Linked DNA regions of Homo sapiens: regions 2, 3 and 4 are each linked to region 1. A link is a loop called in an ENCODE intact Hi-C map of the cell type or tissue named here. Cell type or tissue: IMR-90. All regions are shown on one strand. Each heading gives the region's core, and the rest is flanking DNA. Links, peaks and the distances in the headings are about the cores only. Region 1 has its middle 64 kb from the start of LINC00382. Region 2 holds the start of LOC101927238 (a long non-coding RNA gene). Region 3 has its middle 73 kb from the start of LINC01080. Region 4 overlaps LOC105370275 (a long non-coding RNA gene).

Region 1 (7,811 bases), core at 1,283-6,282:
CAGAACTTATCAGAAGAATTGATTTTCAGTCCTACTAGTGAGACTATATTTAGCTATCAAATGGACTGCTTTGCCTAAATTCTATAGTGCTTCAAGCCAGGCATATCAAGAAACCAATTGTATACTTCCCTTCTCTCGCCAAAAACTCTTTTGCTACTTCCACCTCATAAATGGTAATCCCAAGGGTAAATTAGAGTTTTGTGGGGTCTGGAGCATGTAAAATATAAAGCTCTTTTTAAGAGTTTTTTTTTTTTTCCTAATTGTTGCCTACTGTACCATGTTAATTGCAGAATAACTGTAGGAATGGTATTGATGATAGATTCATTCCACTACTCCAGGGAGCTGTGCTTTTCTAGTATTTTCTCCTACCTGGTAAACCTAAGGGCCACATCCCTCCAAAGATGTGTCCTGTGTGAGTGGACAGTCAGGCATGGCTGCAGGTAGATTGTACCAGCTGATGGTAGCCATGGCCTCACCCTTACTGCCTGCTTTTCCAACTTAAGAGTGTTTATCATGGAAGCTTCTGTGTCCTGAATTAGGCTTATACCTTAGACTTAGATGTTGGACTGGCTGTTTCTAGCCTCAGGACATTTTCCATCCAATAGTAATACCTGGCTTCTTGCCAGGTGGCCCAGGTATCCTCAAAGGCACATGAGAGATCTCTGTTACTCCCCTTTCTACCACCTTCAGGGTCTAGCTCCATAAGGCACATTGGAACTCCGTGGTAGCCCCAATGCCCTGTTACCCACTCATCTGACGTCCCATTGAAAATGTGTTCTAGATAAAACAGCAATCTCCTGGGAATCTTATCCTGTTACATATTTTTTTTCTGAAAATAATTATCTCCAATTTTATGATATAACACATAGTCATTTAAGCATTATCAAAAGCCTAGGAATTTAAGGCCAGCCAGGGCAACATAGTGACATCTCCATTTCTAAACACCACCCCCCCAACACACAAACTTCCACCTTCTGGTTCTTCCATGAACATTTCCCACTGCCATTTTTTATTTTATTTTATTTGTAGTCAAGAGAGAGAAGGAGACTGAAAAAATAGCATTCATTTTATTGGAAAAGAAACAGCAAATACCCCAAACTGGTTATTAGTTTCTTATAAGTCTATGTCATTCTTTCAATGAATAACAGTTTTATGTTTTTCTCAGCTTAAGGTATAAATTTCTCTGTAGTCTTTTTTTTTTTTTCCTCAAACTCTTTCTTTCCTTTCCTTTTTTTTTTTTTTTTTTTGAGACCAAGTTTCGCTCTTGTTGTCCAGGCTGGAGTGCAGTGGCACAATCTTGGCTCACTGCAACCTCTGCCTCCCATGTTCAAGTGATTCTCCTGCCTCAGCCTCCCGACTAGCTGGGATTACAGATGCGCACCACCATGCCTGGCTAATTTTTGTATTTTTAGTAGAGATGGGGTTTCACCATGTTGGCCAGGCTGGTCTTGAACTCCTGACCTCAGCCTCCCACCCGCTTCAGCCTCCCAAAGTGCTGGGATTACAGGCCTGGCCCTCAAACTCTTAATATTGATGCTTGTATTATGGTTGTTTCTCAAATTTGCTTTAAGAATTGGTCATTTCTGGATAAAGAAAATGTGGCACATATACATATCAAATACTATGTAGCCATAAAAAAGAATGTGTTTATGTCCTTGCAGGACATGGATGAAGCTGGAAGCCATCATTCTCAGCAAACTAACGTAGGAACAGAAAACCAAATACCGCCTGTTCTCACCCATAAGTGGGAGTAGAACAATGAAAACACATGGGAGGGGAACATCACACACCGGGGCCTCTTAGTGGGTGGAGGGCAAGGGGAGGGAGAGCATTAGGACAAATACCTAATCCATGCAGGGCTTAAAACCTAGATGACGGTTTGATAGGTGGAGCAAACCACCATGGCACATGTATACCTATGTAACCCGCACGTTCTGCACACGTATCCCAGAACTTAAAGTAAAATAAAATTAAAAGAAAAAAAGAATTGGTCATTTATTCCTGGATCCCCTTCTCAAGACTCAGAGCATTAGCATAATAAAGGTTTTGAAGGGGAGGAGGTCAGGAGAAAAGATAAAATATTTAAATTACAAGTAATACAGCTATTAGTTTTGAAGTCATAGACTGTAGAAAATAAGATGATATATACATATAATTGATATTGCTCACTGAACCAATTTACTAAAATTAACAACAGTGAAAATTACCAGCCTTTGAAAGATATGCTGCATCAAGACTTTCTATACTCATTAGTTGAAATGATCTCCCTGTAGTCTCTGGAGTTGTAACACACCAATTGATAAACAGGCACTCTTAATACTTGAAGCATGAGCATCCCTGATGATTACAGACAACCACTGTCTCCAGTTTTGCCTGTGGGATATTCCAGTAAAGGTCAAGTCCATAAAATGGAAACATGGTTGGTATGAAAATAAGCTTCTGAAAATAATTTCTGTCATACTGAAAAAAATAACAAACCATCAATTCCAAGCTTTAGAACTTTCTAATTTTTTTGGCAACTGCAACTTTAGCTCTTCTTTATGTAACACTTTCTGCCCTTAACATTCTATTAGTTTTGTGCCTTCAAGTAAACACAATTCACCCACCCTGTCCTATAATTACCTAATGCTGAATAATCAGGTTTGTATACACTTTGGGATTTCATGATTTTTTCTAACACACCTAGAACACAAAATGGACAGATCCATTATGATTATCAGCATTTTCTTTTTTAGTTATCTAATAGTTTCGATCATTTTCTAACATCCTCAGAAAGTCATTTTTACTGTCTTTCCCTGTGTCATGAAGACACTTAAAACCAAGGATACATTGGACTTCACCTTTTTTGTTGTCATTACTGGGCATGACAGGCTTCTGCTGAGTTCTCTTAAGTTGAGCTACTCTTTGATTTGTGAGCAAAGGTTTAAAAGGCTAAAAAGGGGGAAATTGGTTCAATATTTCAAGCACAATGAAACATTTCTTTTGTCACTTTATTTCCCTGCTGTATTAATTTGTGGTTACTCACCTTCTCCTCGGATCCCCAAGGGAACCCCAAATCTGACTCTCTATGATCTGACATATGAACCCAAACATTTCTCCCAATAAATTACATCTCCTGTGTAATAAAACAAAATTGGCTGCTTTGGGGTATAGCAGAATATTTCAGGCACCATTTGGCCACAGTTTGGTTCGTTGCTCATATACATTCTGATGATGGGGATCTCTGTGGCCTAGGTTGGTCTGGGAAGAGGAATGTTGAGTTCACTCACTGGACCAAACAATGCAGGAATGTTTTTTCCCTGTCCATTCACTTAAACAATGTGCCATTCTGTACCTTATAAGCACTTAATTTATTCCAACTCTTTGGCCTGACCTGTAATCCCCTTCTCCTTACCCATCTGACCCATCTGTGTTTCATTTCCCACTCATCAGCATCCAAAGAGCTAGGCCCAGGGCCTGTTTGGAACCATTAGACAGAGATTGGCACTCTTCCCTCTTCCTGCGCCACATCCTCCACTGGAAAAAAAATGACCATCAGATCAGAGAACAGAGCCTGCTTTGTCCCCTGCAACAGGGATCTGGAAGCATTTTCAATCATTTGCACTCTATACCCACTCAAACGCATTAATGTGATCAACATTAGGCCTGTTGTGGGCATTTTTTCCAGCAAATAGCTTGCTAACATTCCAGGCATGTACTTCCCTGAAAACAAGACTGAGACAGGGCCCTGAATATTCAATTGGAAAATCACCAAGAGCAAAAGCTTAGCTTGGCACGGCTGGTGTTGATTCTTAATAAGTGACTTCCTAAAGCTGAGGCATGGGGCTTACAGCGTCAATGACTTGTTTGAAAAATATTTTGTAGGTGCCTCATACCACTCTGTTTCCTGTGGTATGCGTCATATTGTGAGCTATTCCAAGCTGGCCTGGTTAAGCACGCTAAGTTTTTCCCCCCAAGATTGTGGTGTTTAACTAAAAATGTCTTTATACAAGATGAGCTCATAGCTATTAGTGCTGATGTAGTTTTAACTGCTTGGATACCAACTGCAGTCGCTTGAAAATGTACTGCAGAAGGGTAAACGCAAGCAAAAACATATCTCACCCCGTCTAAAATGGCGGGATGCAGTCCCAGCGGCAGCGTTTCTTCAGGGGAGAAAGCTCCAGATTTAAGTACAATGCATACCTTTCACTTTCATTAAAAAGACTTACTGTTCTTAGTACATTACTAAAGTCAAGGTGCTGAAGACATCTGGTACACTGGAATAAAATTAACCCTTTTTATGGCTTCGGGTGTTTTGTAAAACTTGCCAAGGAGCAAAGCTAAGGTAATTGGAGAAAACAAGTGTATCTTTTCAATCAAATTTCCAAAAGGGAAACAAAAAGAGATCCAACGACCTAAAATTCTATCTCTGAGATTAAAGTACATACAAGTAGGATTTGCATAAGGTTCAAATAATAAGATATCGAATATAAAATGTCTTGACAGTTATTTAGAAATCAAAAGATGGGTAAGGGAATTAATACTGTTGTGTCCTCTGTATACCTCACATAGCTTTCGGCCTTTCTACCTTCTACATTGTTCTTCACAGCACTTATGGTGTAGAGATTATTATTTTCCTTTTGCAAACAAGGCCAGAGAATCCCAGAGGGATTCAGTAAGCTCCCCAAGGCCACACAGTTGATTAAGTATAGAAGCAGGATTCGAAATTAGGTCAGTGTGAATAGCAAGCTTGTGTTCTATCCCCTACCTTGCTACTTACAGATAAAAATATTCTCATCTCTATTATGGCTGTAATTGTCTACTTGTTCAAAGGCTGTGTGTTGGCCATGGTGTACTGGGCTAGAACAGGAGATGAATATAAATCTGTGTCATATTCCTTCCTGTCTCCCTCTAGTGAATAGGTTACAGACAGTATCTAGTTTGGGGCCCATACCCAGTAGGTGCCCAGTGGCTATTAAGTGATTAGACATTGTACATGCCATCTCTGAATGATTTGTGTTTCTACAATAGGGCCTTTTATAACAGAGAAGAGAGGGATTGATACTCTGGACACTGCTGGGGCTGTGTTTGCCTCTCGGGGCAAATAATTTTTCTTGGTGCCAGGAGCAGCTCTGACGTGGCTGCTCTGCCCTTATGTGGCCTGGGCCTTTGAGATCCAGAGCAAGAGCCTGGCCTGGTCTGGGATAAGGCAAGAATGCATCAAGGTGGAGCCAGAGAAGCCAGAAGAGGCGACTGTGAATGTCTGTCTATCTCCACGAACGTGTCACTGAGGAGACAGGAGAATGTCTATAGGAAGTGAGCAAGACAATTTCTGAGACAATGAGTTATTGGACAAATGCACTGAATAGCATTATAAAGGGAAGTAGGGACCTCAATTCCCCTCCATATTTAGGAAGGCACATAATGAGGCCCTACCCATGAAGTGGAAAAAGGGGCTTTTGTGTTGGCTATTCTCTGTGAGTAAGTAAGTGTTTTGGCTGTCTGGCTTAGGGGATACAGAATTATGCATCAGGACTATATATTGTGAGTTGATCCCTTATGCGCTGATACGTAGTGCATTATCTAAAGGAAATAACTTGCTTCTTGATTGAGGTTTGCAAACTGGGCATGTTTTCTTTTCACAGTATTAAAGAAATATAAAATTTTTACAAAAATTCCGTGACTTTCACACCTTACAATTTAGTGAGTTAGCAAAAACATCAGTTCAAAATGTTGAACTAAATGACAACTAGGAGATTGGTTTCTGTTCTCAAGTTATAAGTAGTTCCTATTTTCTACCTGAAGCATTAGAAAAAAGCTTACTTCAAGTGAGTAAAAAATACTCATATTGTGAAGCAATTTGGACTTCAGAAGTTTTATCACCACTGGATTGAGACATTGGGGATAAGCCATACAAATATGTTGCTAAACTAATAAAATCTTGAAGATTTAGAAATATATAGATTTCTTTAATTCTTATGTTTTAAAGTTTATGTTTGGAACTATTTAATAAAAAAGCAACATTAGGAAAAAATTTTTTTCTAATGAAAGCAGATAAAGTGGGAGCTGGTCAGAAATCTGTTCAATTCAGGCCTTTTGCAACCTCATCAAAAGTCAAATTATTTTACAATGAATAGTTTTGAATTATTATATTTCTTGCAAGGTGATTTTCTCTCTCTTGTTAGGAAGAGTGACTTCCATTCTTAACAAAGTAACGGGAAAAGAAGAGGTAAGAAAACGTCAACAGGCTAAAATTGTATGATCTATAATGGTGTTTCAGCGTAAATTTGGAAACATTGGCTAGGAGCAGCTGAAGTCCAAAACTCATGATGATCACGTTGATTTGAGTTTTCCCTAAGCCTGTTCCATAACAGGCTTTCATGTTTACCGTAGACATAAATTCACTGTGGTTCTTAAGTAAGGGCTATGTTTGAAAGAAGTGACTAGAATGCCAGGATTTTCTCTCAAGATTACCCCTTCAAGGAAAGCTCCGTGCAACTTTCCTTCCCAGGGCTGCGCACACAAAATTTCAGGAAACAGCAGGTCTTAATTAGGCCTCCAGTTTATAGTTTCACCTGAAAAAATACATTTAAAAAAATCATATATATTCGGCTGTCTAGATTTTTCACGTCAATAAATTCTTGCTAATTAATCACATTAACGGTGCTCCTTAAAAGTTGAAACAGAATCAGAAAACAAACCAAATTCCCCATAAATATCCAACATAAAGACCTATTCACTGATGCATTTTCAGTTTCTAAGAATTTTACAAGTGTTTTTTTCTCCCTAACAGGACACACACATACACACACACACACACACACACAAAATATCACTATCTGTAGCTCTCATTCTCTGAAGAGGAAAACAATTCTGGTGGCAAATTTTAATACTTCAGAATGATGTCACTGTGTGAGTACTTTCCTGCTTAGTGCCCATGCGCATAACTGTTTTAAGGGATTAGAGCCTAGAAACCCTGAGCAGCAACATGTCATGTCATCTCAGATCCTCCCAACTCCCCACAAAAGGGAAAAACTAACAATGTGGGAGTGAAGAAAAGAAGGTAAACTGGGAAGGCAGGAGCTAAAGGGACGAATGGACTTCCTCCTGTTTGTGTACCATTGCATTCTTCAAAAGAGCCATCATTCTTGATATAAATTCACTGCACTAATATTCTATTAGAAGCTTTGGTCTGCTGTGGCACCTGCTGTATAAAAGCAGGATTACTTAAATCCTCTTCAGAAACATAAATAAATAGATTTAAAATCTCACTTCCCTCTGTGGTATGTTTCCTGAGAATAGTGCTACTGCTGTTCATTAAGAAAATAACGTTTCAAACTCGTAACCTTAGCTTCCCAAATTTCTTGGGTGTGTGTTTATCAAAATGTACTTGAGTGTGTTTGCTGCAATTTGAAATCTTATTTGTTACTACTCTGTGAGTAGCAGCTAGCCATTTCTTCAACAGGATTTCTGAATGGGATGGATCTTTTAGGAGAGAAAAGATCAGTTACTAATTTTGATAAGTAATTAACTTTAAGTCAGTGAAATGAGAGAATTCCATTTTCAGATGAATAGACTTTAATTTCTATTACAACTTTCATGTATTATTATCTATGTCTATTTTTAGGGGAAAACGTCTATAAGAATTTTTGCTATAATCCATTCCCACAACCACAAGTAGTTGATCACAGCGGAATTATGGCATTTTATAAGATCTCTATTCAGAGATTTTTAGGAGTACAGATTTGAGCTGGCTTCATGCTGTATGGACAAAGAGAAAATTAACCATATATTAATTATAAATACTTCCCTTTGGATTTTTTTATGAAGCT
Region 2 (7,811 bases), core at 957-5,956, 280 kb after region 1:
GTGTGAATGGGGGAAGTAGTATTGTGTGTGTTTAAAATTTTAGTGCGCCAGTGCTCCACATCCACTCAATTGAAGTGGAGCCAGTCCTGTCCCAGAAACAGTTCAGCAGTTTGAGAAAGGCCAGATGAAGTTTCATGTGAAATGATGTTCGCAGAGGAAGAAGGATGAAACAGATTGTGGCCTGCAGACATACAGATGGGGGTTATTTTAAAAACATCACCAATGAATTCTGGATGCTTATATATCTGAATTGTACATCAGTTACTTACTTACAGTTAATACTCTCTAAACCATTAAAGAAGGAATGAAAGTAATAAAATTAATTGTTCATTCATTAGCCCAAGAGCTTTTACATTGTACAAAATGGCTATAGAATATCAGCCTGATTGTATCAGCAATGGGTTATGCCTTTGGTACCAGGGAGTGCAATCTTCATACTCCCTAGATAGAGCATGCCTTCCCTAGAATGGCTTCTGGGAACCTAACTTTTCTTCTTTCTTACCTGAGTTGCTCTCCTCTTGAGGGAAGGCATCCATCTCTTCCTGGGGTATTGTTCAGTATCCTGATTCATGCTCTCACCTGGTGCCACATCCCAAAGTAACCTGAATGTTACTGTTTTTGTCATCTTTATTAATTATCATTTAACTTCGATTATGTAGAAAAACATGGCTATAGAGTATTTTCTAACTGGACTAGAATTCTATTTCTGTGCCCTACTACCTATGTGGCTTAGATTGAATCATTTCTCCTTCTCTAGGTCTAAATGGACCTTTTATAGGTGGGCTTTGCTGCTTTTATCCCCAAGGTGCTCTGTTAATGATTGTTTCTTTGCTGTGTGGCAAGAACATTACTACAAATGGAGAAATTAGAAATAAGATGAACATTGTCTCTGAGGGGAAATCATGAGTTAAGGTTTGGATATGCTGAGATTGAATCAATATGAATTTAACCCATTGGTGTTCACTCATGGCTGGTGCTTAAGGAGCTAAAGCTAAATATCCCTGGACTGGTGTGTACATAACCTGAGCTTGTTCAATGCAGAGTGCTTTAAAACCTTCCATGACTCCCTGCTTTCTTCAGGCTGACATCCAAATATGACAAATTTTTTTAATTTATTTTTATTTTTATTTTTCTTAGATGGAGTCTTGCTCTGTCACTAGGCTGGAGTGCAGTGGCACGATCTCGCCTCACTGCAACCTCCGCCTTCTGGGTTCGAGCAATTCTCCTGCCTCAGCCTCCTGAGTAGCTGGGACTATAGGCATGTGCCACCTTGCCCAGCTAATTTTTGTTCCCTTAGATTGTGTTAGTAATGTAAGATTTTAACAACTTTTTAGTGGAGGTATTTCTTTTTATCTGAATCTTCCATCAAGTGCCAAATGCTTTATGGGGAATCTAAAAAAGTCAAACTCATAGAAACAGAGAATAGAAGGGTGGTTACTAGGAGTTGAGGGATTCAGGAAATGGGAAAATGTTGGTCAAAGTGTACAAAATTGCAGTTATAAGATAAATAAGTTTGGGAGACTTAATATACAGCATGGTGACTCTATTTAATAATAATGTACACAAGGCTGGGCGCAGTGGGTCATGTCTGTAATCCCAGCACTTTGGGAGGTGGAAGCAGAAGGATTGCTTGAGCCCAGGTGTTGGAGACATGCCAGGGCAATATAATGAGACCCCATCTCCACAAAAAATCAAAAATATAGCCAGACGTGATGATGCATGCTTGTGGTCCCAGCTACTTGGAAGGCTGAGGCAGGAGGGTCCCTTGAGCCTGGGAAGAGGAGGCTGTAGTGAGCCATGATAACACCACTGCACTCCAGCCTGGGTGACAGACAAAGACCCTGTCTCAAATAAATAAATAAATAAAATTATAATAATGTATACAGAATACTTGAAATTCCTTAAGTGAGTAAATCTTAACCATTCTTACTACACACACACAAAAAGGCAACCCTGTGAGGTGATGGATATGTTAATTAACTTGATTATGGAAATCATTTCACAATGTCTACACATATCAAAACATCACATTGTACGCTTTGAATATATACAATTTTTGACAATTATAATTTAATAAAGCTGGAGGAGAAAAGTCAAGTTCTATTTTATCACAAAGAGGCATTACCTATTATATGGGCAAAAAAAGATGTGAAAACATGCCTTTGTTTAACAGAATGGCCACATTCTGTTAAACAAAACAATATTCTACAGGATATTTATGATCTATGTAGAGTTAGTATTTCTATTCTTTGTAGAACCCTGTTGCAGTTCTACATCTATTTCAATCCTGCCTTTCAATAAAATGCTAAACTATCATATTTGTCTTTTAACCTAATCGTCATACCTTTTAAGAAAGCATCAGCTAACTTTATCTTAAAATCTTGATCTTTGCAGCATTCAAATATTGGTACAGACGACATATGGGTTCTATAATAATCTTATTGTGGTTATCTTTATTATTTAAAACCAAATTACATTTAAATGCATTCTGAAATCTTTGAGTACAGGCTGAGAAATAAAAAATAATCTTGTCTGGGAGAGACCATTGTGATTTCACCCACAAATGATAGAAACCTCAAGTATTTGTTCAGGTCATTTAGGTATGCGTGTGTGTGTGTGTGTGTGTGTGTGTGTGTGTTTCATAATTCCACTTGACATTGCAGAAGTCTTTTCTGTTTTAAAATATTAACTCTACATTTGTCTTGAACTGCCTTATATTTACAACACTCCCATTAATATTTTTGACCTGGTCTAGTATTTCAGATAAATTCTTTACCCTGACACAAATCAATAATGAAGTGCAGTTTAGTTAAGGCTTCTATTAGGCCTGATTTTCTCAGGGATAATATGTGATATAGTAAACATCTTGCTTTTGCTTATGTGGTACTTCTGGGAGCGGAACAGTCTGCCCTCGGGCAAATGAATCCCAAGCCAAGGAGGGATGCACCCTTCATATTCTGTTAATTGATTGAAAGGGCAAATGATCTATAGGGAAAGTTGCATCATTAACTTAATTGAGGGCAAAGCCTAATTAGAGGGGAAATGGAGTAGACAGAGCCAGAGACACAGCAGGCCTTCATCTGTGATGTCAACAAACAGACCTTGTAACTAGAACCAGACAGAGACTGCAGGCCTTCATTTACATCTTCAGTTTCAATGTGAAAACATTCACTGTGTGACTGTATGTGTGAGTGTGTGTGTGTGTGTGTGTTTGGCCAGGGGAAAAGCAAAAGTTTACATACTTAGATAGAAATCAGTTCCTCCCAGGTGGAAATGCCTAGTGGGAATCAATATGTTTTAAACAAGTTAACTGAATTGTATATTTGAGAGGTTAATCTGAAACACATTTGAGCTCTAAAACCGGGCGGAAGTGGGGGAGGTCCTATTCTCACTTATAGAGCGGACGTAGAAGTAAATCAACCAAACATAAAGATTTTTTTTTCCAACTTGAGTATGGACAGATTACAGTGGGGATTTATTTTGAACACGACTATATTACTGTACGAACACATACAAAGTATTTGAACAACATAGGTCAACACCAATTTATCCTACAATAAGTAGCCATTCCGAAATAGGTATAAAATTATACTGCATTACAAAAGATAGGAGATATTGATTCCATTACAATGCATGTTGCAAGTGAAGATACCCAGGTTCCCCTATATTTTGTAAGTGAACTGCTTTCTAGCAACTCCTGGCTCCTTGATTGTCTTCTTAAAATCAGAAGCCACTGTATCATAAACAACAGTAATAAACTTAGATGCTTCTTAAGTGCTTTAAACTTTGGGTTCAAATTTGAGCTGAGACTAAGACAGGTGGTGATGGTCAGAACATGTGCTTTTTATTCTTTCAGAAAATTCCCTGTCCAACTCGCCGATGAGTGCATTTTTCTCTGAGTATAGCAAAACAAACAAAACCTTTCACAAGAAATTCCACTTATGAGAAATAAAGAATGTAAGCAGACATGTTTTGGCTACAGCACTAGTTGTTAAAATACATGGGTATTCTTTCAACTGTAGTCATTCATTGACTTTACAAAAGCTGGGCCCCATTTCTTACTTCTTACGCATACACAGATTTGTATATCTAAATTTTTTAAAGTATAGCAATCTTAATAAATAGAATGAATGGCTACTGAAATATTTCAGCTAAGAGAGAGAAAATCACACGTTAATTAACTAGAATTTTATTTGTTTAAGCATACCAAGTAGGTGCTATATCTGAGAAATAAAATAAGCCCTTTTGTATATAAGAAAAAATTCCAGTGACTTTGGGCAGGAAACTAGTATTAACATTGTATTAATAGGTTGTCTTATTAGAGATCTGGATCAATTCATCATATTTTCAGATTTAGTTAGGAATTTTTTTCTTCTATCATTTATTTCCCTGAATATTTATATCTCTGCTTCTCAAGTTTGATTTATCTGCAAACTCCTGAAGATTTTCTTTTTTCTTTTTTTTTTTTTTTTGAAACAGAGTCTCTCTCTGTCACAAGGTTGGAGCACAGTGGCACAATGTCAGCTCACTGCAACCTCTGCCTCCCAGGTTCAATCGATTCTCCTGCCTCAGCCTCCCGAGTAGCTGGGACTACAGGCATGAGCCACCATGCCCAGCTAATTTTTGTATTTTTAGTAGAGACGGTGCTTCACCATGTTGACCAGGATGGTCTCGAGCTCTTGACCTTGTGATCCACCCGCCTCGGCCTCCCAAAGTGCTGGGATTACAGGCATGAGACACTGCACCCAGCCAAGATTTTCAAGTTGCTAAGTCATATTGTCAAAACCGTATATTTTTCTTGATAACTAATCACAGACAAAGTTTGATCTTAACGGCAATGTGGTCATGAGGAAGAAGTCCAGCTGCAGCCACCAGTCTCAGAAGAAACACGCATGCTCTATCTTCCAGCAAAGTTCTATTTGTAAATGCTAAACTTACAAATTTCATCCAAAAAGTAACAAGGAATCAGTACCCTATAGTTTGATGACTTTCCTCAACCACAGGACTCAGGGCAACTAGGCTCAATTGAACAGTTGAATATTGCATTTTTGGTTAAATACAGAGATAATTTCCTTTCCATCTCAGATTGCATTTACTGAGAGATTGTTGTGAGTTGCAGTAAAACATAACTTTTGGTGTACTAATAACAGCATATCCATTTTTTCAAATCTAAATCCAAGGAGTTATTGGATTATGTTTAGCAGTATTTTCACCATACATCCATACTCCCTTCAGACTTTTTAACATTTTTCTCATCATGTTTTAGAAAGAGAAAAGATAACTCTTTGTTTTTTGTTGTTGATGGTTTTTTTTTTTTTTTTTTTCAGACAGAGTTTCACTCTTGTTACCCAGGCTGGAGTGCAATGGCGTGATCTCGGCTAACTGCAACCTCCACCTCCTAGGTTCAAACTATTCTCCTGCCTCAGCCTCAGCCTCCCGGGTAACTGGGATTACAGGTGCCTGCCACCACGCCTGGCTAAGTTTTGTGTTTTTAGTAGATACAGGTTTCCCCATATTGGCCAGGCTGGTCTTGTCCTGACCTCAGGTGATCCACCCGCCTCAGCCTCCCAAAGTGCTAGGATTACAGGCATGAGCCACCGTGACCGAGAAAAGGTGACTCTTATTGAAATTATAATTCAGACCTCTGCTAGAGTGGTGGTTTTGAATTAACTGACTGGTTCTACATCTATACTGCGTTTGCTTCTGGGGAACATGGCTGAAGGCCTTTGCCACCTAAAGGGCCTTGGAGCAGAATAAAAAGTCCAGGTCTCTTTGTGGCAGATATGCTTATATCTGAACTGATAATAAACACTGCCTGGAACGGGTAAAGGAAGAGAACATGCCACAGGTGTTCCAGTCTTAAGACTCAAAATCCTCCCTGTCATGGGTTCCATAACTATAGAATCCCAACACCATTACCAGCAATGCATAAAGAAATCCATGCCCTAAATTTTTTAAAAAACTCAGATAATAATCTTAGTAATTTGTCCATATAGTGTTAAAATCTGTATAACTAATATTTTGATTTTCTTCTAAATGCTTAATATTAAGTACTTATCATGTTTATCCTCATATTGAGTCCCTATTCTTGGATCTTAGAGGAAAAAATTTGTGATTTTTTATTAGAAAGATCTGAATTTGAGTCCAGGTGTCATCACTTACCAGTCACGTGATCCAGAGTAACACTAAAGCTTTTCTTCATTTTCATATGAAGAACTGGAATAGTAATATTTCCTTTGCAGGATAATTGTAAAACTTAATCTAAAATTAAAAGAGACAGGAGGAGTAGGGGGATTGAGGGATCAACATTTTATTCTGAGCACAAAGTATGTCTCTCTTGAGTCACAAACCTTGCCCCCAGATCACATTAAAATGACTCAAAGGAAGTGGGAAAAAGAATAAACTGATAACAATAAAGGGAAGGTAGGGAGTAGGCGTATTCACTAGCAGACAAGAGACGTCAACAAATTCCGGGTAGATATGAGCAGCTGAAAGCTGCAGAGAAACAAAGGGGAAGAACGCGCATTCCAGAGAATGCCCACAAGGAAGCTTAGTGGGCCATTCTCTTGGTAGTAGCACTATGGGCTCAGAGTTGACAACTAGGAGAGCAGGAGTGAGAAACGAAGCAAAAACAAGGGGCTTAGGTCAACTTTCACCTACAGTCCCCTCCACCCCTCCTGCAGGCAGAAAAACTGACACCACAGCCCAGCATTTACCTCCAGGCTAATCACTGTAGGGCTTTATCTTCAAAGAGTGAGCAAGCTTCCTGTTTAAAGCTAACCATTCAGTATGGACCAGGAGGATAAACTCACCTCCCTCTGCAGTGGAGGGCCAAGCTGCTTTCTGGTCCTCTGCAGGTGAAGTCCGCCACTGGAGCTGATATACCTCCTTTGCATCCCGAGCCGCTTTGGGGAGTGGAGGGAGGTGGAGAGAAATCACTGTGGAAGCTGACTTATTTACAGTACAGCTACCCATATCCATGCTGACCACCTGTGATATAGGAGGCCTTCATTTTTCACTAAGAGCAGTTAATCACGAATCACTAGATCAATGTGGAAAACCGTTAATTATAGCTATGATTTCTTAGTACTTCCTATATAGTAGATTTCATTCAATGTCTTGATTTATTTATTTTTTATTATTTTTTTATTTTTGAAACAATCTCGCTTTGTTGCCCAGGCTGGAGTGCAGTGGTGCGATCTCGGCTCACTGCAACCTCCGCTTCCTGGGTTCAAGCTATTCTCCTGTCTCAGCCTCCCAAGTAGCTAGGACTATAGGCACACGCCACCACACCTGGCTAATTTTGTATTTTTAGTAGAGAGAGGGTTTCACCATGTTGGGCAGGCTGGTCTTGAACCCCTGACCTCAGGTGATCTGCCTGCCTCCCAAAGTGCTGGGATTACAGGTGTGAGCCACCACACCTGGCCAATGTCTTGATATTTTTAATTCATTTAATCCTACTAGGATTAAAGTATGTTAAGCAGGTACTATAATTATCAATGTTTTATAATTGAGGAAACTAAACCACATAGAAGTTGAATTACTTGTCCAAAACTACCTAATTAATAAATGATAGAGCTGAAATTGAAATCCAGAAATCTGAGTCTCAGACTCTACATTCTTGAAAGCTATGCCATACTACCTTATATTTATCACTTCAAAAAAAAATCTTTTAGTTTCAGGAGTACATATGCAGGTTTGTTATATATAAACTCGTGTCATGGAGGTTTGTTGTATAGATTATTTTGTCACCCAAGTACTAAGCCTAGTAGTCATTAGTTATTTTTCCTGATCCCTTCTGTCCTCCCACC
Region 3 (7,811 bases), core at 1,287-6,286, 150 kb after region 1:
TTTAGCCCTCGACATTATTATACCATTACTGCAAGCTCCTTGATGGCATACATTCTGACTGATTCTTCAGTGCATCCACAGTATCTAGCTTTGTACTTAGCAAATAGAAAGTATCAAATAAACGGGTTTGCCTAAACCGGGTTAACAATAGGACATATAAATGATTCTAAGGCCTTCTGACCTGTCTTTCAATAGGATGGTATTACCCAACAATTATGACGTCTACACATACTTTTCATTTTCAATCACATTGGGACAAATTTTTATCTTTATCTCATTTCTGCTTTCTCCTGTATGTATAAGTGCTGATATTTTACTGCTCTCTACAAAGAGTAAAGTCTATTATGGTCTTACAACTTAAATTTGATTCCAAGACAAAGGTTAATTGGTAAAGATTATTTCCCAAGCGTTAATATTGTACATGAATCAGAAGGTCAGATGGCATTTCTGGATCTGACAGCTCTTATCATAATGAAGGTTTGAAAGAAATGTCATCTTGCGTACTAATTAATGGTTTTAGCCCTAGTGAGAGATCTTTTATTTAACGCCAGTAAGTTAATCGCAGTTGATGTCTGTGAACTGTCAACTCTCAAGCTATGCATCTATTTGAGGTCATTGCTGACAAAACCCCTATTTTACAGGCAAGATCACTGAATATACATCACTTGCCAATGTATCATAGACATTTGAAAACTTATAGAATTCAGCAAATATTGTTCATTTTATTTACTCATTTTTTAATAGTAATTACAAACTATGAATGGAAAAAGCTATAATTTAATCATTGGACTACATACATTCAATTTTTAAAAAAGACTCTGCTAAATAGAAAAGTGTTTGAAGTATTTATTTTTCCCTAAGTAAAAAAGTAATTTTGTGAGACAGTCACAATTATAATCCTGATTTCTAAAATTTATTAATTTGAGATCTTCATTAGAAGAATTGAGACATTTTTTCTTCTGAAAACAAGACACATACACAAATATATATATATATATGAAAAACTTCCAATATTTAAGAAGTATTTCCTCTGAACATTCTTAGTTACAAATGCTATTTTAAATTTTTTCTGAAGTGAGTTTATTTAGACGAGATTGAGCGCATTCAGGGTGGTATGGCTGTAGACTGAAATAAGTTTATTTAGAAATCTAGATCATTTTATACTCCAGGCTTCATGTATATGATATTTCTTATATTTCTTATGAAAAATAAAATCTTTTTTTACAAAAATCAAACTCAAAGTCTCTGAAAATTAAACATATGAAAAGATAGAAAGATAATTTCAATATTGTTTTTGGGATGAGTTTAAGATGCATAAAATGAGCCAAGGATATTATAATTGGGATATCACACAGTCTGGAGATCTAATAAAACTGCAGACCCCCAGCCTCCATTTCCTTTTAGGACAATGTTATCTGATCTCCTACGACTAGCTATTAGTCTGGCTTGTCAGCTCTCTCCATTGGACTGAGAAAAAACCATCCTTTACCTCACTTCTCATTTTTAAATATGTGGGGTTGGGGGTGGATTAGGAAAAGCACAGAATATGCCAAATGAAATGGTGTGTTTTAGCAAAAGAGTTTTATAATTTTATCTTTCCTCTTCAACTAGGGAATAACCCTAATTATAACGGAGGTTCTGACAGTAATCAAGACAGATCAGATAGTATCTAGGGAAACTAGGTAGTTAGATACTAAAGTCAGCAGATTTACTTAAAAGACCAGAGACTTTGGAATATACCAAGAAGTTAACAGCTATATGCTTATGAACTAAAGTCCTCTAATGTTGAGATGACCTCTTACGTGGTAATTGATAAATGAAAATGCATACTTTAAGGAAAAATCAATTATACAATAACTTGTTTTCCTGCTATTAATTCTAAGAGTTCCAGTTTCCAGGTTTGAGGCAAACCTGTGTCATGCTAAAGACATAGTTTAGCTCTTAATCATCTTATGTTTGCTTTCATTGACTTTCCCAAAGGCACCAGGCTGAGCATAGGCATCATTTATGGGATAACAGACAAAGAGATTTTGGCGACCATGAAATCGATCTCTTTTCTTTGTTTTTCAGGTAAGAAAAATAAGTGAGCTATTGAGGTCACACGGTTATTTAAGACCTGGTTCATACCAAAGCCAGAGGTGAAGTCCCAAACGCCCAGTGTGATCTTTTGATTAACATGCATACAGTAAAGTAATTGCTACAAAAGTATCATAAAGGCAAGCAGGGCATTATTTATATAGGAGGAATTGACATCTACTCTATTTCAACAATATTAATTGCTATTAACTCAATATTTTTTCAGTTTTAGGTGTAAGAATTCAGTCACTGTTTCTGTTATTAAATCATGGACTGTAACCTCTTACTTGATTACTTGAATAAATTGAAGACTTGGGAGGTGGAATCACTTGCTCAAGGGCATGCAGTTAGTTGCCAAGCAAACACCAGGTAACTGAGTCCTAGTCTGTGACTTTTTCCCACACCATCATGCTTTGTTCAGAGCCTTCCTCTTAGACCTGAGAAGTGATGAAATTTGGAGTCATGCAGGAGAGGAAGGTTGGAGGTGGGTGCTGTCAGGCAGGGAAACTAAACATCTTTCCTTACTCTACTAGCTCCCAGGACCTCAGAAGTTTGAGAGAGGACACAGTTATGGAAGCCCTTCCAGAGCTAAGGGCTTACAACTACTTACAAGGCATTATTTAGGACACTGCCTGGTGCTAGGATGTTTTGCCAAAAGGCCATGTTGTCACACTGCATGAAGCCCAAAGACTGTGTCCCTTGTGCTTGCTGAATTTTAGGATATGAGACAGCCTGCATAAGGGAAATAAAACAAGATGAGTTTTCATCAAAGATAAAAATGTAAGGATTTGTTTATTCAAATATCTTCTGAGCAGGAATCTATAAACTCATTTCTCTTGTTTTAAAGCAAAAACTACACTGGAATGTCTTTTAACACAGTGCCAGAATTTGACATGAAATGGAAGAATGAATACAATAACTGCAGTAGAGTATGAGACAAGTCACACAAGCATGCCACCATGACTCCTCAACAATGCTGCTTTTGCAGAGGAGGGAGGGTTAAGGATGTGGTTGCTGTACACATTGGTGAACACAAATGAATTGACTCACAAGAAGTCCATGTTTCTGGATCAAAAGATTTCAGCCCTCCAAGAGCTGAAATAATAATAATACATCACAGGCCACATCCATCTATTATAGTTTTAAGGATAGTTTGTGGACATGAAGTATTATGAACCATAAGGGTTTGCAGTATTCTGTCTCAAGTTAATGCTATAGTACATCTTAACACCATTGACATTGGCATGCACTGTTCCTGCCTGAGGCATTAGTTGTCTAATTTGATCAAATTCAGACCCTATAATTTGAACTCAAGCCAAACCACAATCAAATCATAAAATTTCCAAAGCTGCCACCATCTTGGAAATGTCAAATGTTGGGTGAGGGGAGCAGGAAATGACTATACAGGGAATAAACAGAGCCTATGGTAATGAATTTTACATCTGGTCCTTATACGATGCCATCATTCCATTAGCTGTAATTTAAATATCTTGATTAACATTTCATTACCATAGGTGACTGCTGTAGAATAAATTGGATCTCCATGCACCATGCATATCAAAATATTCTAAACTCCTTTGAGTTTTAAGGTGCTAAATATAGTACTCTCTGGCCACTTAGAAAGTCTCTGAAGTCTGTTCGGTATTAAGCATAAAAAATAAACCTGAGAAAAAGGGATGTTTTTGTGTGCTCAGATATTACGGCCCGCTAAAAGCATGGACTGTTTTGGCAGTCACTGTCAGACCTCCCGGTGTCTGAGGAATTGTATGCTCCTTTCTAAATCCTTTCGGAAATTGCCAGTTTGATAGAATAACATTGCAGGAAACCACTCAAATTGAACATATTTGTTGTTTTATGTTCTGCCAGGCAAATGTCAGAACAATGCCAGGAGACCACAGTGGGTCAGAATTGGAGGGAGCAGGAGGGGAGGTGAAGGAAGGGAACCAGGAGCAAAAGAGACAATGAGAATAGAATCAGAAGTTATTTTAATGGGGAATTTTAAAAGCATAAAACAAACTGTTGCTTTTGAGAATCAAAAGCAAAATAGATTGTGTCTTCTAACTTGTCTTATATAGTCAACGGCATGACGTCCAATCTGTGAATTTTTGTTGCAAAATTTGATTATTGTGGTCAACAATTTTCTGGTAAATCCCTGCTCACTGGTCAATGATGCTGCCAAAAATGAAGGCTAAATAGATGACTCAGTTGTAGAACTCGCTCATGGAAGCTTATTCTTATGCTTTTATTCCACTTACACAAATCTACTTTACTACAAAGACATTCTTTTTTTTCACTTTTTGCATTCTTCAGTTACACAGCATGCCATATAAATCATTTTAATTAATTAGGAACAACAATTTGCCATAATCATTTATTCAATCTCATGTTTGAAGTCCTAGTGAAATAATTTTTTCTAGGTCTGACAGTATAATAGAACTTACTGGTAGTAATTCCAAAAAATAATCCTGCAGGAATTTATCTTTCCAGAAAGACCAGCATGGGAAAAGCTGTTGGAATGAGTGTGTTAGCTTTGACTCTTTTTTTTTTTTTTTTTTTTTTTTTTTTTTAAGTGGCTGACTCATAAATTAGGAACTTGATTCTCTCTTCCGGGCTTTGGATGGCTTCCTAATGAGCAGAAGGGCTGCTTTATTTATTTATTTACTAACCTTTGTGGATTCAAACCCTTGATAGCACTTAACACTTTAGTTACTGTGGTTATGTTAAATTAATATTGCAAGCACACAGTGCTGGCTTGATTAGCAGGAAAATCTTTTTGCCTTATCTCCACTCAAGTATTGAACCCAGCACCAAATACATGCTCACTATTTTTTGCTAGATTATCTTGCATTTTAGCACATGGAACAAATTTGATATTGATTAAAATTGAATGTTATTAATCTACTTTATTTTCCACATCAGTTTAAAAAGAAACTGAAAAAACCATGGCTTCCAAATGCACGTGTTTTGAGAGCAGCCAAATAGTGAAAACCATATCGTATTTTCAAATATACAACACCACACTCAGTAACTTTTAATTTTTTAATTTAATTTAATTTTTTAGAGACAGGATCTCACTCTGTTGCCCAGGCTAGAATTCAGTGGCTCGATGATAGCTTATAGCTTTATACCCCTGGGATCAAGTGATCCTCCTTCCTCAACCTCCTGTGTAGCTAGGACTACAGGCACATGCCCTCATGCCTGGCTAATTTTTTTTTTTTTTTTTTTGTAGAGATGGGAGTCTTACCATGATGCCAATGCTGGTCTCAAACTCCTGGCCTCAAGCCATCCTCCAGGAATTTTTTTAAAATCAGAATTTGAATTAATTTATTCTTTGTACAATATGAATGTTTACTCTTAGATACATACTTATCTAGTGTCTCTAAAATTGAGGATTTTCTTTTGATATGCATGGCAGAATATTTTGTGTGCTTTAGGATAACTATGGTGGACTTGATGGTAGATATTGGTTTTACTTAGCGGGTACCAATGGAGACGTAAAGGAAGGAAAGTGACTTGTCCAATGTTACAAAAAATTGTACCAATGGAGCTAAAGGACAACTGGAACTTATATTGCCAAAGCATTGTTAAATGAACACACACTTGTGATCTCATATTTTCTGCACTAATATATCTGCTTTGCCAAAGTAGCAAGAAAATAAGGTAATCATTTGTGGCTTTCACAGGCCTTCAGGCAAATGCAATACAATGAAAATTACACTCAGCGTATATAGTCAGTCCAGTCTTCCTGGTAGTCAACTTAGGTGGTCACATGTGTTGTGTGATTTGAAAGTTACAAAAAAGTTTCCCCTTGCTATGTATATCCTGAACTGCTTTTATTAAGGGTAGAAAGCTTCAACAGAGTGAACTTTTTTTTTTTTTTTTTTTTTTGATACGGAGTCTTGCTGTGTCCCTCAGGCTGGAGTGCAGTGGCATGATCTTAGCTCACTGCAACCTCTGCCTCCCAAGTTCATGCAATTCTCCTGCTTCAGCCTCCCGAGTAACTGGAATTACAGGCATGTACCACCACGCCTGGCTAATTTTTGTATTTTCAGAGACGGGGTTTTGCCACATTGACCACACTGGTCTCAAACTCCTGACCTCAAGCTATCCACCCACCTCTGCCTCCCAAAGTGCTGGGATTACAGGTGTGAGCCATCACAGCTGGCCTTTTGTGCAAATTTTTCTATTGCTCCTCAGGGAACTTCAACTAGGAGTATGCTCTAATTCACCCCTCCTCCAAACTTGCCCTTGATTAATTTTACTTCTCCCCAGCTCTCAGTTTAGATGCTCTTTCCTTAGATCTTCTCTAATGCCCTGTGACTATCAGCAAAGCATGATTTTTACATTTTTAAATGGTTGAAAAGAATCAGAAGGAAAAGATTTTATGATATACGCAAAGTACAGTCATGCATCTCTTAACGATAAGAATATATTCTGAGAAATGCATCATTAGGTGATCTCACCATTGAGCAAACATTGGGGTGTGTACTTACATAAACTTAGATGGGACAGCCTCCTACACACCTAGACTACAAACCTGTACAGTATGTTATTGTACTAAATACTATAGGCAACCATAATATAGTAAGTATTTATGTATCTAAACATAAGAGAGGTCAGTAAAAATACAGCATAAAAGGTAAAAGATAATACACCTATATAGGACACTTACTGGGAATGGAGCTTGCAGAACTGGAAGGTGCTCTGGGTGAGTCAGTGAGTGGTGAGCGAATGTGAAGGCCTAGGACATTACTGTACACTATGATAGACTTTATACACACTGTATACAGAAACTACACTAAATTTATACAAAAGTATTTTTCTTTCTTCAATAATAATTGACCTTAGCTTACTATAACTATTTTATTTTATAAACTTTTTAATCTTAACTTATTGATTCTTTTGTAATAACACTTAGCTTAAAATGCAAACACATTGCACTGCTGAACAAGAATAGTTTTATTCTTTATATCCCTTTTCTATAAGCGTTTTTCTATTTTTAACTTTTTAAGGCTTTTGTTAAAAACTATGACACAAACACATACATTAGCCTAGGCCTGCCCAGGGTCAGGATCATCACTGTGACTGCCTTCCACTTCTACATCTTGCTCCACTAAAGGCCTTCAGAGACGATAATACGCATGGAGCTGTCATCTCCTATGATAACTATGCCTTCCTCTGGAATACCTTCTCCTGAACGACCTGCTTGGGACTGTTTACAGTTAACTTTTAAAATAAGTAGAAGGAATAGACTATAAAATAAATTTTAAAAGTATGGTAAACACTGGGTGATAAGAATTTTTGAACTTCGTTATAATCTTATGAGATCGCTGTTGTATAATACAGTCCCTTCTTGACCCAAACATTGTTATTCGGTGGGAAACTGTATAGGAAATTCAAAGCTCAGTGTCCATAAAGTTTTATTGGAACATGCCAATTGTTTAAACATTGTCTATGAGTGCTTTCAAAATATGAAGGTAGAGTTGAGTAGTTGTCATAGTCTATGTGGCACCAAAGCCTACGATATTTACTATCCAGCCTTTTATGGAAAGAAAGTCTAGTTTGCTGACCCCTCTCCTAGACTTTTTGATCAAGTAAATGGAGACCTTTAAGTGTCCATACCACCTTGTGATGGCTAAATGTGTGTCTTCTCTAATGGAGTTAGAGCTTCATGGTGCAAGCCTATCTTTTGCAGCCTATCTTTTCCAGCACCTACAAGAAAATGCCAGGGTGTA
Region 4 (7,811 bases), core at 919-5,918, 200 kb after region 1:
CAGACAGATTTCAGTTTAAATAACAATTCTAGCACTTCCTAGCTTTTATCTTTAGCAAGTTTTTAAATACCTGAACCTCAAACTCCTCAACTAGACATAAGAATTGCTGTGAGAATTACAAGCAAGGCACCTGGCACCAACTTGGCCACAGAGCTGGCCCTCAGTAAACAGTAGCTACAGTGATGATTCACATGGCGTTCTTCCTTGCCCCCATGTTTACTTCAACTACCTCCCTTTCAAGGCTTTTCGTGTCCTCTGTTCCAATAATGGAAATGTGGTTTGACCATGCAGAAATCGGATTGAGGCAAATTATCCAACAAGGAGCTATAACAATAATCAGGGAAACTGGAGAGTGAGCGAGAAAAATATTAAACATCTTAGTTCATCAGAATAAGAAAAATAAGAGGATTGCTGGGAACCTCAGATTATGGTATTGAAACTATATCCACACTTAGTCCTTGACTTTCGAGACTGACTCTGCCATCGAACATTTGCATGGTTCTTAGAAACGATAAAAAATATCAATTTTGAATTTTCAGGGGAGGAAAACAATATTGCGTCTTTAAATGGGTTTGCCTTTTTTAGAATTTATCACTATGATTGGAATTCACTTTTTAGTTTTGTATTTCAATGTCATATGTTACAAGAAACACCTTTGTTAAGTGAATAAATTCCCTTTCAAATTTGAGATAATTTGTCTTCCAGACTTTATTAATTATACTAGGTTGATTGTTTATTTCATTTTTTGAGACAGGGTCTTGCTTTATCACCCAGGCTGGAGTGCAGTGGTGCAATCACGACTCACTATACCCTTGACCTCTCTGGCTCAAGCAATCCCCCTACCTCAGCCTCCCAAGTAGCTGGGACTACAGGCTTGTGCCACCATGCCCAGCTAATTATGTGTGTGTGTGCGTGCAAACGCATGCACACACACAAGCATGCACATGCATGCACAAAGATAGAGCCTCGCTATGTTGCCCAGGCTGGTCTTGAACTTCTGGGCTCAAGCAATCCTCCCTCTTTGGCCTTCCAAAGTGCTGGGATTATATATGTGAGCCACCACACCCAGTTAATTGGTTGATAAAACTAGGATAATAATACCTATCCCAAGCCATTATTGTTGTAAGGTTTAAATTAAATATTTAAGTGTATATAAAACCTGGCAGGTACTATCGTGCTTAATAAATGTTCATTTACTTCCATCGTCATATAATGTTACTCAACATAAGTAAGTTTTTTTACTTACTACAAATGTTTTGAAGAAAAAGGTAAAGAAATAATATTTCTTTAAATTGATAGTGCAAATTGTAGGTTTCTTTATCTTGCAAACTTTCTTTTAATTTAGAGCTACCGTTAACCTAAAGAAAATCTCTTAAGAGAGACACGGGGCTAAAATTTAGTGCTTTGCAAGTACAATATGCTTCAGTATTTGGGATTTGCTTTCTCAAGAAGTTCTGAGTACAAGTAACAAAATGTTTGGAAGCCTATTAACGTTCGGTTTGGATTCTGCAAAAAGAAGTAGGTTTCAAAACTACCAAAATATTCTAAATTACATCTATTTGGGGGCAAGAAAAAAAAATCTAGTTAAGTCTAGATTTTATTCTAAGAGGAAACTATTTTTTGCCCTTTAACGTAAGTCTCATAGGGATCAAAATGAAAGTCAATTTAGAGGAAATCTATTTGGAAACAAGCTGAATCCCACGCCCTGGGAGCAGGCAGTGCAGTCTCCACCAGCCCCGCCCCCAGGGACTGAGTGACCACAGTGTTTTAACCCTTCGTGGGCATTGTTCTGGAAACAGGAAAAGGACCCATCTTATTCCAAAAGGCAAGTTTCATATTTTAAATGAATTCAGGATAAGAAAAATAAGAGGGTTGCCTGTTGTTTTTGCATAGAAACTATATTTCTATGCAAACACTTCCAGCAGAACTTTTATTTTGGGTTTTAAATAAGAGGGAAGCATTGTTGGAGAGACACAGTGAAATTACTGTGGAGAATGTATAATGGCTTTGAGGCTGATTGGGAGAAAATGTGTCCAGTTCCTGGATCAGAAAAGATAATGGTCACCAAAAGTAGTTCCCAATATCTCATATAAGCAAAATGTATCTCAATTCAGGTACTGTAGGTCGAGGGGGAACAATGGGTAAATGTGAATGTCATGTCTTTAAAATTCATCTTGACTTCTGGATTTATGCATTTGAAAGAGCATTAGTGGGGTTAAGTACATTATAAGGCTAGGGGATTGGGACTGAATCTTTTCTAATTCTGCAGAAAATACAATTCCCAGAATATTTAAACATAAAAGTTAATGAGTTAACCATGAGAATAATAGCATAGAATTTTCCCTTTAATTTTTTATTACAATTTAACAAATTTTTTATTCGAAGCAAATAATTTTTAATAAATGAGTACATCTGAAAAATAAAGCAGTCAAGCATTGCTTTTTAGCGTGAATACATACCTATTCTAAAAACTGCCCTATGTTTGTTAAAATTGCAAAATAAATATTTTACAACCTGAAGATTATACATAAGAAAAGACTGAATAACATGATGGGGTCATGACTATGCTAAAATGTTGGCTGAAAATAGTAAGAAAGAAAATTCTACATATGGTTAAGGTCTCAACAATCTCTTTTTAAAAGATGTTGGAAGAAGCCTGGAAGAAAATCCACTAAAGTGTTCTTAATGGTTGCCTTCAAATGGTGGTGTCATGGTTGAATTTTTTCAGCTTTATGTTTCTATTTCCATATTTCATATAATCTGCATGCTTTATTTTTACAATCCTTAGGGGGAGTAAAACAAACTTTCCATGAAATTATAACATAGAAGTATTCATATTTCTATTTCATTAGAGATGATATTCACACACCAAAAATTTGCCAGCTTTCTCTCCTTTTCTTTTTACTTGCTAATTTACTCTAATCTTACCAGGATTTTTTTTTTTTTTACTTCTTCTTAATCTCAATGAGAATTTTACTTTGAAAGAAGGAGCTCTAACTTTTTTTTTCCTACTCTAAAACAGTGTTTGTACTTTTTTCTGGACTCCAAGTTGGATGCCTTCACCAAAGTGGTTTCAAAGACTGGAACAAAAAAGCCTCCATCGAGGCCCTGGCTAGCACAGTCCCTGTTACTTTAAGAGTAGCATTCCACCTCCCCCTCACACCCACATACTTGTCCTCTCTTTGCACAGCAAGTGCCAAGCAGTGACATCTACTATAGTTTCTAGGACACGATGGTCTCTGCTCTACAGGGAAAAAGAGCGAGCGGGACAGAAAGAAGGCGGGTGGTGAGGGAGAAGGAGCACAAGCCCAGCTATGTTCCCAGAGGAGGAGTCACTTCCTCGCAATAATCCTGAGATGCTGTTTATGGCTGTTCTGCTGATATGAAGCCTGGAGCCGCAGGATGCAGCCTCCCCCTGGCTGTCCATTAATCACGAGGGGCTGTTACAGAGTGTACAGAGTGGGAGTTCTGCCTACAAGTGGCCTCTAACTGTCTCCAGCTCAATGAAATGAACCTGTGTGAAAACTTGTTTTATGAGAGATTGGTTTATTTGTAACTAAACTACTTCCTCTGTTATTTGATAAGATCAAATATTTGCTACTGATAATCTGAGAGTGTCACATTTATTATCCTGTTTCAGCCGTTGCCTAACTCCTTTGGAACTGACTCCGTTAACTCTTTGAGGGACAGCAGTAGGTTTTAGAGGACCGGTTTCTATTTTCTTTCAGCAAAGCCAATGCTATCTTTCAGACACTGAGTCAGCATTATTTTAGAACAGCTATGACATGTGAATCAAAAAGAAGCCTTTCTCTTCCAAAACAGAAAGCAGACAACCATAGTAACAGGAGGCTCTGATAAATTCCCTGGAGGTTCTGAAGCCACCATGAAAAGGAAGGAAAGGTATTCTGACTTACTAATATAAAAATGGTTTTGCACGTGCTAGGATTTCTGAAATCACACATTTTCAATATGTTCAGGATGACTTTCTATAGTTTGTTAGACCCTCAAATATCTATGTGGGGCATGATCTCTAAATCCGGCAGCATTCTGCATCTTGACACTTGGCCTTTTGGAGTCTGAGCTCATTTGCATTTGGCAGGACTTGATTTCCTGCTTTGACAGAACGGCGGTAAGGTGGTGGTGAAAGCCTTTACAGTGCTCCCTCGAAGGGCTCAAAGGACTTTCTGGATATATAAAATTATGTTTCCAAGAATTAAATGGACCAGAATGAGGCAGATTTTGTTTGAAACCAGGCTCTGTTACATGCAACACATCTGAAAAACTTACTTACACTGAAGCATCTCTCTTGACAGACTCATACTGGGACTGTTTTTCAGTTCTCTCACTCTCCAATCAGCTACACAGAGCTCTCAGTGAATGTAGAAGAGGCTAAGGAAATAACCACTTACGTGTGGCAAAATGTTCCAGCCTTGCAGAGATTTTCCCAAAATCATTAGACCCACCAAAATGCTTTCCACTGGCCAGGTCCACACCTTCCTCGTCAGATTTTCCATACTCCTCCAGCCTCCAAGTACTGTCCATTTGTATTTCCTAAGAGAGCCAGTCATTTATAGCTGAAAATGTAACCAAGTTTACTCTCATAAACCAGAGATCTCCTTGACTGTTAACCAGAAAAGAAAAATACTGCTTCTCCTAACTCATTTCAAGACGATCAGAATATGAAGATCCATACATACCTACTTTCCCCAAAAAAGGAGGTGAATTTGGGGCAGCTACATTTTAAGGGCATATAGAGATGAAAATATAGAGAGGAGGAGAGCCAGGCAAATCAGCTGCTCCATCATGGTGAGCCGGGAAGAGGTTAAGGGTTAATTGCATGTATCCCACCTCTGGTCTCTTTTAGACCCTGTTCTCAGCAGGTGGCTTTCCTGCCTCACTGCCCCAACTGCTTATCAGTGGAACAAAGACTGGCCCTGAGTAATGGCCTGAATTGTCATCTGCAGTAGATTTAGATTCAGAAATAGTCAACTAATCATTTGAATAGATTTTGCTTTTTAGTTCTCTCATTCTTCATTTTTGTTTTTCATTTTTTAAAATTATAGAAAAAAATACATAAAATGGGATCTATACCCTTAACAAATTTTTAAGTGTGCAGTACATTATTGTTAACTCTAAGCACAATGTTGTACAGTAAAGCTCTAGAACATTTTTATCCTGCATGACTGAAACTTTATACCCATTGAACAGCAACTCCTTATTTACTCTTCCCCCATTTTCTGGCAACCGTCATGATACCTTTTTCTTTAATGACTTTGACTACTTTAGATACTTCATGTAAGTGGAATCATGCAGTATTTGTCCTGTGACTGGCTAATTTCACATCAAGTAATGTCCTCAAGTTTCATCCATGTTGTAGCATATGACAAGATTTCCCTGTTTTTATGACTGAATAGTATTTCATTTTATGTATATAGCCTGTTTTCTTTATCCATTCATTCACTGATGGACATTTAGATTATTTCCAATTCTTGGATATTGTGAGTAGTTGCAATGAACATAGGATTGCAAGTATCATATATTTGATAAGGAGTTATATTTAAATTATATAAGGAACTCCTACAACTAGTAGCAGTCAAACACATAGCTAAATTAAAAAGTGGGCAAGGCCAGGTGTGGTGGCTCATGCCTGTAATCCCAGCATTTTGGGAGGCCGAGGCAGGTGGATCACCAGAGGATAGGAGTTCGAGACCAGCCTGGCCAACATGGTGAAACCCCCATCTCTACTAAAAATACAAAAATTAGCTGGGCATGGTGACAGGCACCTGTAATCCCATCTACTAAGGAGGCTGAGGCAGGAGAATCACTTGAACCCAGGGGGCGGTGGTTGCAGTGAGCCAAGATCGCACCACTGTAGTCCAGCCTAGGTGACAGAGTGAGACTCCATCTCAGAAAAACAAAAAAGTGGGCAAAGGACTTGAATAGACATGCCTTTAAAGAAGACATACAAATGGCCAACAAGTATATGTAAAGATGCTCATTGTCAGTCATTATCAGGGAAATGCAAATCAGAAACCACAAGGAGCTATCACCCCACACCTATTAAGATTGCCATTAATGGTCGGGCGCCATGGCTCACGCCTGTATTCCCAGCATTTTGGGAGGCCGAGGCGGGTGGATCGTTTGAGCTCAGGAGTTTGAGACCAGCCTGGCCAACATGGTGAAACCCTGTCTCTACTAAAAATACAAAAAAATTAGTTGGGCCTGGTGGCAGATGCCTGTAATCCCAGCTACTCAGGAGGCTGAGGCAGGAGAATTGCTGGAACTCGGGAGGCGGAGGTTGCAGTGAGCCGAGATCGTGCCATTGCACTCCAGCCTGGGGGCAAGAGGAAGACTTTGTCTCAAAAAAAAAAAGAAAGTAGCAAGTGTTGATGAGGATGCAGAGAAATTGAAACTCACAGGCACTGTTGGTGTGATTGTAAAATGATGCACCTACCATGAAGAATAGTATGGAGGTTCTTCAAAAAATTAAAAATAGAACTACTATGTGATCCAGGAATCCCACTTCTGGGTATTTATTCTAAAAAACTGAAATGAGGATCTTGAAGAGATCTGTACTCCCATGTTCTTTGTAGCGTCTTGGGGTTGTTTGTTTGTTTAGGAATTCAGTCCATGAAGACCTTACATGGTGTAAAAGTGAAGTGAAGTGAAGTGACGATGGGATGAAAAAGGAATGGAATTTGATTCAGAGACCTAGGCTTAGTTGAAACTACAACCTTTATGGAAAGTCACATCCTTCTATTATAAGAATTAAATGAGCTAACTCGGATAAGAGTTTTATAACCTGTAGAGCATTATACAAATTTTGTTGTCACTTGAATGAGCAAAACATTAATTCTGCTTATTCCTTCCCTTTCATAAAATTAAAAAACAAAACACTCTAGAATTTGAGTTTTCTTGTTTTATCAATTCTGGATTAACTGAGTAATAACTAACTTTTCATATCTTTTTTTTACCGTTCAGACACAACGGTATTTTACTGTTTTTTTTTAAAGTGTACAACAAAGTATTCATATGTGTTTATATGCATTATATATTAATATATTATCTTGGATGAGTCTTTTAAAAATTCTGCCGCAACCTTATGTAATAAATTTATTTTCAAGGTAATTTAAAAAATGTTTCTGTATTAAAAACATATTTGATAATCACTATTACTTAATCACTCACTCAGCCAGTGAGTCCCAAGTTTCAGGATAGAAAACTAATCAAGGTTGAAATCACTATAAAATGGAACAGAAAGTTCTGCTAATCAGGTTTTCTGGCATTACATTTCCACTGTTACCACCTGTGTTGGAAGGGAACAGGAGAGAAGGGAGCACAGTAAGTTAGTCTCCCAAGATGGTGCCATTTAATTCAGACTGTACTTTCTGCAGCTCTCTCGCGTCATCCATTTGATCACATTGCTTCTGTAGCTCACCATACCAAGTCAGTTCAGTAGCACAACAATGCTCATGGAACGTCAGGAGCCCTTGGTGGTGTAAACTATGTACAGCTGAAGTTAATTTTCTGCACACGCTCATGTTACTTGTTCACTTGGTAGTTCCTTCCAAGGGCTTCTAGCCATCCCTTGATTTCTTTTGCTCACAGTGTCTGATATATATTAGATACTCATAGAGGTTGTTTAGTTGTTGTAGTTACTCTTATATTTAACCTCATATTCATTTCTTTAGGATAAACCTGGCCTGTCTCAATTCTGGTGCTCCCCACATATGTGTTCTTTCTGGTCCATGATTATGGAGACTCAGGTTAATTGTTAAAATTTGGCAATAAACTTGACCTAGATTTGAATA

The links. Hi-C counts contacts between places; a loop is a spot of excess contacts. Peaks named below come from ENCODE experiments on the same cell type or tissue, not always from the same donor. Only the 100,000 strongest peaks of a DNase experiment are listed, where the experiment ranks them.
Region 2: a loop joins it to region 1, with 11 times the contacts of the local background. A loop is called at or near these places in 2 of 110 quality-filtered maps.
Region 3: a loop joins it to region 1, with 2.8 times the contacts of the local background. A loop is called at or near these places in 4 of 110 quality-filtered maps.
Region 4: a loop joins it to region 1, with 3 times the contacts of the local background. A loop is called at or near these places in 10 of 110 quality-filtered maps.

The regions. Positions count from the first base shown.
Region 1 is chr13:79,932,969-79,940,779 of GRCh38, forward strand. No RefSeq gene overlaps it. Among named protein-coding and RNA genes, the nearest start is that of LINC00382, 64 kb to the left of the region's middle. RefSeq lists an enhancer at 3,326-4,525. In IMR-90, for the core only: no CTCF peak of the experiment used is centred there; a DNase peak (open chromatin) is centred at 3,943; H3K27ac peaks cover 2,094 bases.
Region 2 is chr13:80,211,643-80,219,453 of GRCh38, forward strand. LOC101927238 (a long non-coding RNA gene) reads right to left here and starts at 7,139. Exons shown (of 5, transcript XR_245450.4): 1 at 6,813-7,139; 2 at 6,163-6,261. RefSeq lists an enhancer at 6,620-7,120. In IMR-90, for the core only: no CTCF peak of the experiment used is centred there; DNase peaks (open chromatin) are centred at 3,179 and 3,959.
Region 3 is chr13:80,079,873-80,087,683 of GRCh38, forward strand. No RefSeq gene overlaps it. Among named protein-coding and RNA genes, the nearest start is that of LINC01080, 73 kb to the left of the region's middle. In IMR-90, for the core only: no CTCF peak of the experiment used is centred there; DNase peaks (open chromatin) are centred at 3,069 and 4,229; H3K4me3 peaks cover 467 bases; H3K27ac peaks cover 497 bases.
Region 4 is chr13:80,129,688-80,137,498 of GRCh38, forward strand. All of the region lies in intron 2 of LOC105370275 (a long non-coding RNA gene), which reads right to left. Among named protein-coding and RNA genes, the nearest start is that of LINC01080, 120 kb to the left of the region's middle. RefSeq lists an enhancer at 3,359-3,858. In IMR-90, for the core only: no CTCF peak of the experiment used is centred there; a DNase peak (open chromatin) is centred at 3,354; H3K4me3 peaks cover 674 bases; H3K27ac peaks cover 373 bases.